2 separate regions of the Homo sapiens genome follow, and region 2 is linked to region 1. A link is an interaction called in ENCODE POLR2A ChIA-PET data of the cell type or tissue named here. Cell type or tissue: OCI-LY7. All regions are shown on one strand. Each heading gives the region's core, and the rest is flanking DNA. Links, peaks and the distances in the headings are about the cores only.

What was found. ChIA-PET counts read pairs that join two places held together with the same protein. Peaks named below come from ENCODE experiments on the same cell type or tissue, not always from the same donor. Only the 100,000 strongest peaks of a DNase experiment are listed, where the experiment ranks them.
Region 2: POLR2A ChIA-PET joins it to region 1 with 5 read pairs; 2 of 35 experiments call an interaction of 5 or more read pairs at or near these places.

Annotation. Positions count from the first base shown.
Region 1 is chr2:68,660,026-68,665,406 of GRCh38, reverse strand. No RefSeq gene overlaps it. Among named protein-coding and RNA genes, the nearest start is that of PROKR1, 19 kb to the right of the region's middle. In OCI-LY7, for the core only: no CTCF peak of the experiment used is centred there; a DNase peak (open chromatin) is centred at 2,746.
Region 2 is chr2:68,586,654-68,592,034 of GRCh38, reverse strand. No RefSeq gene overlaps it. Among named protein-coding and RNA genes, the nearest start is that of PROKR1, 54 kb to the left of the region's middle. In OCI-LY7, for the core only: no CTCF peak of the experiment used is centred there; no DNase peak of the experiment used is centred there.

The DNA of each region.
Region 1 (5,381 bases), core at 98-5,097:
AAAAAGTCACAAAATCCCTATAATGATCTGTGTTTAAAGGGGAAAAAAGGAAATGTTTCATAACCTAAATATTCCCCACCTAGTGAGGTGACTGAAAATTGCATATAGAGACCTCATCATTTGTTTTGGGTCAAGGACCATATTGAATGTGGGAAAGGAGGAGCTATGGGGACAATGAATTATCTTCAGACCATTCCTGCTTTACCAAACTTCTTAATTTCTTTAGACTTGACATTATTAGTGAAGTTTGATACTGAGTAAGAGCTCTAATTTGTGAGTCTAATTTGATGATCTGGTCTTTGTGATAGTTCAAAGTGAATGGTAGCCAAGTCTCTCTAATTTCCAATTTTCTCCTAAACTTGTAATTAATATTTCTAACCACTTGCTGGATATATCTAAATATTTTATCAGTACCTCAAAATCAACATATATAATAATAAACATCTTATCTGCCTCCTAAGCCAGTCCCTGCTCCTGAATTGCCAGTCATCCAACCTCCAAATGTCACCATCATCCCCTCCTACTCTTCCTTCCTTTTCTCCAGTAGCACTTTAAGACCTTCACTCCATTCATGTCTTCCTTTGTACTTTTACTACCTCTTAATTGGTCTCTCTGATCCCATTCTTTCTGGCCACTAATCCTTCCAACATATTAATCTTCCCATAGTTATCTTCTCTATACACACACACACACACACACACACACACACACACGCACACACACACACAAACATACACACAATGGTTTTCTAGGGAATATATAGAGAGAGATATATCATTAAACCTTATGAAGTAAGCAACAATAAGTTATATAGGTATACAAATAGATGTGATAGATAAAATCCAAGGCTGTTTTCAAATTAAGGAAGGAGCACAATCTCATACACATATGATGGAAAATGGTTCCAACTCCACCCTTTAAAAGTGGCACCATGAAGAAAGGGAGTAGATAAAATGCTGAAAAAAAATCATGCGAATACCCCTCACTGTGATGGAAGCACACTGGTTGTGGGAGGTAGACATCGTAGAGGAACAAACTAAAGGTTCCCTTATGGATTAAAAGTTTCTTCCCACCACGATGGATAATGACATACCAGAAATGGGAGAAACTGCCAGAATTTGCCATTTTGTTTTTCACTGACTGGAAAGAAGACAAGAAAATGTTTGAAAAAATAACCTCCCAAAGCTAATATTTCTAAAAAGAAAAAATGATTTTGAGAGTGGAATAATACAGAGTGGTTGCAGGAGAACAGAAAATTCCAGGCAGCAGTTTCACATGACTAGCAAAAGGAAACTGTTGAAATAGACACAGAATCTAGGGACTGATAAATCCCTGAAAAACAGGGTGTGAACCAAGCTGGCTAAGACTGACTGGACCCAACATGGTGCTGGATTTGACCTAGGTTTCACTTAGGACCTCATTTTATGCTCGTTAACATACTCAATCACATACTCAACAGCACCATGACAGTTCCAGGAACACCCATATTTGGTGTAAAAATGGGTGGCCCCACAGTTCATACAAATCTTCACCTTTTTCCAGGAGTTTTCATGAATATTCCACCCCATGGTTAGAGAAACCCATAAAGGTAGCAGCCTCAAATCCCTCGTGCACAACTCTTGAGTATGCCTGCTCTCCCCTTTCTCAAGTGTGTATTTTTCACTTTGTAATAAATCTCCATACTTTCACTATTTTCTGACTCATCCTTGAATTCCTTCTGGTGATGGTATAAACAGCCTGGACACTGGCTGGGGTCGAGGTGACACCTGTGTTCGGGAAACCCCCGCTGGTATTAATTTAGCAAAATTGAAAGAGAAAACTAAGGCAAGAACTTGATTTTGGCTTTTCTAGGGTGAGTGACTCGTAAGAGATATGCGTGGGGAGCTCCAGATCACCCTCTTCTACTGCAATGTATAGTGCTATGACCAGCACTACACCAGTCAGGGAACTATTAGGAAATAGAGGGGAGACTTTAATAAAAGACAGGTTTGCAATGGTATGGCTAGAGCTAAGATGAACCAACAAGAGACAGGGAGTGCCCTGAGGTCATTAAAAAGGGAGCCCACCAGCCCTAGGCCTGAGGGCAAAGGGGAGGAACAGCTACCAGGACCCAAAGAGACCAACAGCTATAGCTGTTAGCTGCCCAGTAGTGGTGGGGGCTGCCAGCCCTCATGATCTGGAAAGTTGGGACTCAACTGAACAAATCCTCACCTCACTCTGCTTTATCCTCTAATGTCCCATTGGTGCCTGCCATTGATCTAATCCAGAAAGAAACTAGAGGGAAACGTTGCTCAATGGTATAGTCCAAAAGTCAGTCTCTAGGTGATACAGCAAGGTAGAGAGGGGATCTACACAAGCAAGAGTAAAATACTCTACCCAGAAGCCTTCAAATTTTCTCACCAAATGAGTGGGAGAGTAGAAAGAGATGTAGACCGGGGAAAAAAAAGTAGATAAAACTAAGAATAACTCATCTAGAGCAGATCATCACTGATGGAATGGAAGGCTCAGTAGTTCTGAGTTGAAAAAATAATCCAAAACCCTGGGCATCACCCCCAAGGATGGGATATGCAGTGCCAGCAAAACTGAATTCCAGAATAGAACTTTTAAAAAAATAACACAACGAAGACACAGCCCACCAATCATGGCTACAAAGAGTTCTCTCACTTCCATCCCCAGCAATATGAAATGTGGAGCACCAACTCTCTAATTGAAGCTATAAACAGAGGAAGCAACCAGATAAAGAGGAAGTAGAATAAGGGAAATTCAGTCACCCTGATTTGGTCAACACACTGGGGAACAGAGCTGGGTCTGTCCAAGATGAATAAAATAAAAATAATCACAACAGGAAAGCTATGCAGAATTATGACAAACGAAAAGAAATCAAACAATGAGAGAGAGAGAGACACAAAGGAACAGAAAGAAAAATGAGCAGTCTACCCTGGAAGAAAAAAAAATCATGGAAAACAAAAGGAAATAATAAAATAAAGAAATGACAATGTTTCAACTCTTAAATACATAAAGAGAATATGGAAAGTATGAACTAATCAATACATATATCAAATATAATGGAATAAAAAGGGCCATGTCAGAGCTAAAGAGACTCTACATGTCCAAACGTAAAACTCTGCTCAAAGGAAAACTCACTCCCTTAATTGCTTAAGCTACGAGAAAAAATAAAAATAAAATAAGTCTATCACTCTACTCAAGAACATGTGAAAAGGCCAGCAAAATCCAAATGAGGCCAGCGGAAGCAAAATAATTCATGTGAGAACAAAAAGCAATAAGTAAGAGGGTAAAGCAATAGTTTTGGTAAGTAAATCTGCAATGCTGCTTTTACAGGATGTTTCTTTGTGCTTCCCTGCAACCAAAATACCCTCTGTTCTTAAGAGCAATCATTCAGGGACATAAGCTGGAATCGTGTCATTCACCTTTGTAACATCTGAGCCTAGGACAAGAAATGTCTGTTAAATACTTGTGTGAAAGAGTCCTGGAACTCCAGTTTATCAGGAGAAACCCTCCCTGGCTTCTTGGATGAATCCGCGTCATGCAGATCAGAACTGGGGCCGTTGAGAAGGCAGAGAGATAGAAAGTCAGTGAACCACAATGCCCGCTCAGGCATCTTTACAAGAAAAGTGTCCAGTAAAGATCTATTGATTTAATTCCATTTAAATTTGTGGGCCTGCTCCTTCCTGCCATCTCCATTTCTCCCAATGCTCACTCCAGTGTTTTGGCCTCCCCCCGGGCAGGTGTTCAAAACCAGTTCAGGGGACTGTGAACTTGGATGGGAAAAAAAATGTTTGTTATTCTCACTAACCTGTAACTGAACTTTACGTTTCCTGCCATTATGAAGCAGGCAACAACCACACTGGTATTAGCAGTCCCTGAGACTGTCGCCAAGAGATATTTTACATCTCATTAGAGTTTGGAGAGAGGTCTCAAAATATCGTTTACATTCATTGCTACTTCAAAATCATGGTAGTTTTTAGCCCTGATGCTAAATCTTATTATGTAAGACATTAAAGATTTAATATAAAGAAATGAAATATAAATATTTATATAATTATACCACAAACTTAAACTAATTTGAGAATTGCATTTTAATAGAATTGATTTCTTCCATATTCTTACGTATTTTATTGAATAAATTTGAAAGCATTATTTTGAGAAGAAGCTGTGAACTTCACTGGATGCCAGAAGCTCCCAAGACACTCAAAAGTTAAGGACTTTTGCATTAGGGTCAGTTGTTACGGGTAAATGAAACTTCTCAGAGAAGGAAAAATAAAGATGGGAGTGGTGTTATTCTCAGTTTTTGAGAAAATCTGGTTAATCTAGATGATGATTTATCACTTAATGATTGGATTTAAGGAGAGAGGTGTTTATTTGGTTTACTAGAAAGCCTAAGGAAGGGCTAAACACTTCATGTAAAGGCTGCAGCACAGAGTAATTAAAAGCCTGAGCTCCGGAGTTGAACTACTGGGCTTCAAATTTCAGCGCACCATTCACTGCTTGTGTGACCTTGAGCAGCTTCTGTGACTTAAGGCTGTTTCCTCATCTGTAGGTGGGAGTGATACTTGCCCCTGACTCAGAGGATGGTACGAGGACTGACTGAGACAATTCCTGTAACATGCTCAGCTCAGCCCAATACATGGCAGATTCTCCTTGCTGTTAGTATTAAAGTCAGCCAAATTTGTTTCCAATAACCTTTCCCTTCATATTCTTTTTTTTCCTAATTATGAAATGCCTCCCTCACCCCATCACACAGACCTGTTTCATACAGCCAGTTTCTCTCTGTCCTTGGCCCACCCCCCGACCCCGCCTCACTCCCATCAAAACCCACTCTCAGATAAGGCTCTGGTATTGCCTTCTTATGTCTCTGTGTGTTTTCTAGTTTCTGAGCTACCTCTTCCAGGAATAGCAATCCCATCATTGTGTGAGAGGTCCTCCCCTCCAGGGAAGAGCAATTTCAGCCTCCAAAAGCAGATAAAAGAAGTATTTCAGGCTGGCTCATGCCTGTAATCCCAACACTTTGGGAGGCCAAGGCAGGTGGATCACTTGAGGTCAGGAGTTCAGGACCAGCCTGGCCAACATGGTGGAACCCCGTTTCTACTAAAAATACAAAAATTAGTTGGATGTGGTGGCGGGTGCCTGTAATCTCAGCTACTCAGGAGGCTGAGGCAGGATGATCACTTGAACCTGAGAGGCAGAGGTTGCAGTGAGCAGAGATCGCACTACTGCACTCCAGTCTGGGCAACAGAGTGAGACTTTGTCTCAAAAAAAAAAAAAAAGGAAAGAAAGAAAATGTTTCTCTTGCCAGGTGAAACACTCATCCTTTTGCTTCTCTGCACCTTTTTCTTCTGTCCAGCTCAAGTCTCACCTCCTCC
Region 2 (5,381 bases), core at 200-5,199, 73 kb after region 1:
AAATATCTATAGAATCAGAATTCCATTTGGGAAAGATTGCTGTTGGCAACTGAAATCTGTTGAGGATACTTTAGAGGAGAATGACATCTCTTGACCTCTGGACAATCCCCTACTTCCTTCCCTTTCTTCCATCTCCAATTTCCTAATTTCTTTTATAGGCCAGAACAGAACCCACTCTCAGGAGTCTGGGCACTGGGAATCTGGGGCTCACTTAAGAGAAAGTCTCTCTGTTGGTGGACACTCAAGAGACTCTGTTACCCAAAGAGCTACACTGAGGTGAGCAATGTGTCACCCAAGCTTATCTCACATGGGTGACAGGAACCTCCAGTACAGCAGTATCCAGCCTTGCCCCAGTTCCAGCCTCCTCCAACATAAAACTCCCTTCCTCATGGTAAGATATGAGGGTTGGAGGCCATTGTTAGGAGAGTGAGGGTAAATCCCCTTGCCTCTTCAACTTGCTACTTTTTACCATTTTTACATGTATCCTGGGAGTTAGGTTTAAAGGCTTAATTAGATTCAGGTTAACATTTTTGGCAAGGGTGGAGTCAGCTCCTTCTTTGGGCGAACTCTGATGGAAGTTATCTGTGATCTGCCCCTCGGTGGGACCTGGCTGCACTCTCTTTTCCACGTCACCTCCATTGAGTATCAGGTCTGACTTGGGCTCAGAAGCTGAGTCTGGTGGCCTCATGTATTCATTGCCTGTTACATATAAACTGAAGTTCACAGCATTCTCTGTCTCCTTGGTATGCTGTAGGCATGGGCTACAGTTAATTTTATTTTCTCTTTACCAATTAAAACGATGCTTTCCCCAAATAAAGCATATTATTATTTTAAAATTTATGGACCCTGTGAATTTTACAACTGACTTTCCCCCTTGTTTGGGAAGACTGAGAGCTGGATTTGCTCCTCTATAAACCAGTATATGAGCTATGCTTTTCTGTACATTCTTGTGAATTAACTTCATCCCTGGCTTAAGCTTTCTATTCTGCTTTTGTGTTCAATTCTCCATCTATTTCTTTTTCATCTTGTGTATTTCTGTAAGCTGCCTTGGTTCCTTAATGGAATGAGGCAGGAATGTAAATCCACAGAGCAGCAGAGTGTTTGTAGGCATAGGAAGATGCCGGCATGTGTTGACATACTTATTTGCCTATCTTGCAAAGTTTAATCATCAGAACTGAAGGTCATGAAGCACTGCACCATACTGGGTAATGACATGGCATTTCCATTGGCATTTAATGGTAAATTGCATTGCCTTTCACAGTACTAAAACTGTTGTTGTAGAAGAAAGAAATACTTTGGATTCTGGAAATTAAAGCAAATGGGAGAAATAATGTAAACCACCTTATCTATTGGAGGCCAAAGTTTCAAGCTTGTATTCTGGCTGGAACTCTCAGCCTAGTGCTACCCAAACCCATCTGACTTCCAGTCCTCAATTTGCTCTTCCTGAGAGGGAAGGTGGAATTCTTTAAGAATTGTGATCTTTCCCTGAACGTGTTTTAAAATTGAGGACGATGGAAAAGAAAAAATAAAATGAGTATCAGACACTTTGCAATTAGCTATTTAAGAGAAATACATCTTAAGTAAGGAGGAGCTAACGGAGTCTTTTGTAGCCTACACAGCTCTGAGCTGACTCCCAAGTTCAGCTTCAGGTATTATCAGGCTGTCGACAGGTCAAGAAAGAAGACATGAGAAGAGCTGGCCCCTGCGTATAGAGAACACTAGCCTTGTCTTCCATGCTCACTTGTCTCATCTGCTTGAGAACTTCATTTCTGCCTGTCTTTGGGCTGTTTACCCCATAAAAGCCCAACTTTGCTATTCTGAATCTTGGATCCTTGCCCAAGAGATTAGTTAATGCATTTGTGTACATGGCAGTGTTGAAAAACAAAAGTTGCCAGGCAGCAGAAAGACAACCAACCATCCTCCCACAAACATGACTTTAGATCTTGGTTTGAACAAATCAAGTAGTGTGATGTGGAACAAATTCATACACTAGAAGGAAGTTCCTGGATGGCCTGGATTTCTGTCACCCCAGTGCCTGGAGCAGAGCTTGGCACTAAGTGGGAGCTCAGTAAGTATTTATTTGTTGAACAAATGAGAGGATGCTAGGAGTTACATAGGCCAGTACAACTTCGTAGCATTGGTGTTTAATGGTCACAGATCACAAAGGCACAGATCATGTCCTGTGCTGAAAATGAGTTAACAAATTCAAACAGGCTGGAGCTGAGCTGTCCCCTATTGCCCAGAGCTCCCAAATACCAATTGTTTGCTTTCCTTCCTTTGCAGCATTGGGAGCCATTCAGTGACTTAGAAGACGATGTTAGAGTGTGAGAGGTCACACAAAGATATGAGGCTCCTGAGTGTTCAGCTGACAGCCCCACCCCACTGACCAGGACAAAGGTTGCCCCTCTCTGCTTCTACTGCCCCCTTTTTTTTTTTTTTTTTTGAATCGGGGTCTTGCTCTGTTGCTCAAGATGGAGTGAAGCAGCACAATCTTCTCTGCTCATGGCAACTTCCATCTTTTGGGTTCAAGTGATCCTCCTGTCTCAGCTTCCCAAATAGCTGGGATTAAAGCGGGCACCACCACACCCAGCTAACTTTCGTATTTTTAGTAGAGACGGGATTTCGCCATGTTGGTGAACAGGCTGGTCTTGAACTCCTGACCTCAAGTGATCCACCCGCCTCAGCCTCCCAAAATGCTGGAATTACAGGTGTAAGCCGCTGCACCCAGCCTGCTTCTACCCCATGTTCTGAGAGTTCTGCCTGTGGCTTCTCCTCTGCAAAGTTACCTCCAACCTTGTCTTCAGCCCTGTTTCTCCTGATGGAGCCAGTGTAGGAAGTGGTGGGTAGGCAGTGCGTCCTGCCTCCAGTCCCTGGGAAGGTCCCAGGCCGCTCTGCCTCTTCTGTCCCTCTCATGCTGTAGGAGCTGCCAAGGACAACCTTGAGGAAAGGCAAAGGCGTTCCTCAGCCTGCCAGGCGGTGTGACCTGTGTGGCCCTTGCTCTGCTTCCCAGCTTTGGTGTTGTTATTTCTTTACCTATAATGTGTGTTAAACCTAAAACTCCATTCCCAGCTGCTGCAGTTTAAAGCTATACTTAACTCTCTAATAATAAGCTAATATATGTTGGTGCAACACTTTGCACTCTGTGGTCCAAAGATCTGAAGAACATTTTTTTATTCCCCCCGAAAATGTGAAGAACATTTTTTTTTAGTCAGGATGCATTTACATAGCACCTGTGTAACAAAATAAGACTCATTACTTGGCAAAATGCCAGAATTTCATGTTACAGCGTTGTCAAACTTTTAAAAGACAAACATTAACTTTGCAACATTTCTGTCAGCCTGACTCCTTACTTACTAACTTTTGGAGAAAGGAAAAGAAAGATCATAACAAGCAATGACCAAAATTTGCTTAATTGACACCATAGTGTTCATTACATAGCTTAATCTTAATTTAAACTCTAGTGTAATAACTAAAAGTTGGTTTGTTTCTCCTTATGCTGTATGTAACAGACAGGACTGACTAGCTTAAGGAAAATATGAAGAGCTGCTGGGGTCGTTTGATGAAAGGAAGAGTTGACCAGCCAGAGAACCAGACAGCTCTGAGGCCTCAGCAATGGAGGCCTGGGGACCTGCTCTCCAGAGTGCTGTGGTAGAGAGCGCCTCTGATACGAGGCGCTCCTTGTCCCTGTCCTTATCTACTCAAAAAAAAAAAAAAAAAAACCCTAGAAAAAGCACCCGACTGGCCCTGCTAGCGTAAGGGGTCACCCCAAACCAGTTGCTGAGGTCAGAAGGGTAAGGTCATGTGCCTGGGCCGTGGCCCCTGGAGGCTCTCTTCTGTGCGCCGGCACTGTCCCCAGAGAAGGAATCAGCCAGTGAGGCAGCTCCCCAGGGTCTCCACCAAGGGAAACACAAATGTTCTTCTTTAAAATGAACCAAGTAGGTGGGGTGCGATGGCTCATGCCTGTAATCCCAGTACTTTGGGAGGCCAAGGGGGCAGGATCCCTTAATCCCAGGAGTTTGAGACCAGTCTAGGCAACACAGGGAAACCCCATGTCTACAAAAAAAAAAAAATTTTTTTTTAATTACCTGGACATGGTGGGGCATGCCTGTAGTCCCAGCTGCTTGGGAAGCTGAGGCGGGAGGATTGCTTGAGCCCAGGAATTTGAGACTGCAGTCAATGGTGATTGTACCATTGCCCTCTGGCTTAGGTGACAGAGCCAGACCCTGTCTTAAAAAATAATAATAATTAAATTAAATTAAAAAGAATAAAATGAACCAATGGTGGCTCCTGTTGGTGTAATGTCGTGTTGAGAGATGCAGGGAATGTCATTAACTCGACACTGTCACTCCAACAGGCTTGATCTCACTATTTCGTTAACACTTCTAAGGTGAAGTGCTAATGACTTTTATTGGTTTAGGAGGACAATAGTCAGTGTGCTAGTTTGAAAGAAAAGTTTGGGGAAAACAAACATGTATCCTTCCTTAGGGAATATCTACATAAACATCCAGACTGCTAATTCCAGACAGCTGTTTATTTCACAGGCCAGTAAGCCTGCTAAGTCAAAAAACGGACATCTCCTTAGCAGGAGGCATGTGTTAATATTTAGGTATGGACGACTAATGCCATTTTGAGATGTCAACCATTAATTAAAAATAACAAGTGCTATATCTAAGAATAACAGGCAGATTGATCTGTGGCTATTAATTAGACCTAGCAAGCAACATGATTTTATCTTCTGTCAGTTAGCTCTTAGTAATCAACATTGTCAAAGGAAAGTGACTTTTATCAGCATGGAATTAAGGGTGCTGGGCACACAGTTTGCTTAATCTCAGTTTTGGAACAACAAATTTCTCTTTCAAAATAAAAGAGATGAATTACAATGATATACTTTCCTTAAGCTAGCACTAACACAATTAGGAAGATTCTGGTCCTCCCACTTAAGCACTGAGGTAAGGGGGGCAGAGGTTGTCTGGAGTCCTAATTAGCTCATGTTCTTCAACCCACATTTCTTATCCAGTGATGAGAACCATGGGGAGAAAGCCTCCTGGCTTCTTACCTTTTGGTGCTCTACTAACAGAAGAGAAACAATCCTGAGTGTTCACCTGCTGACCTAATGATGCCAACAGTGAAGAGTCCAAGCACCAAGATATCAAGGAGAACTGAATCATGCAATGTTTATGGTGAATGCTGAATATCACAGAATGTCAGGAGTTGTCCAGAAGAGGGTGGGAAGATGAAGAGTGAAGATGCGGGAAATTATTTGCTGAAAAAAAGTTTGATATAATTCATTTGTAATTCCCAATGTTTGGTACTATCCTACGAGTAGAAACGTGAATACTTTCCATTTCCTCTGTGGCTATTAATCTGTTCACCCTTTTTAA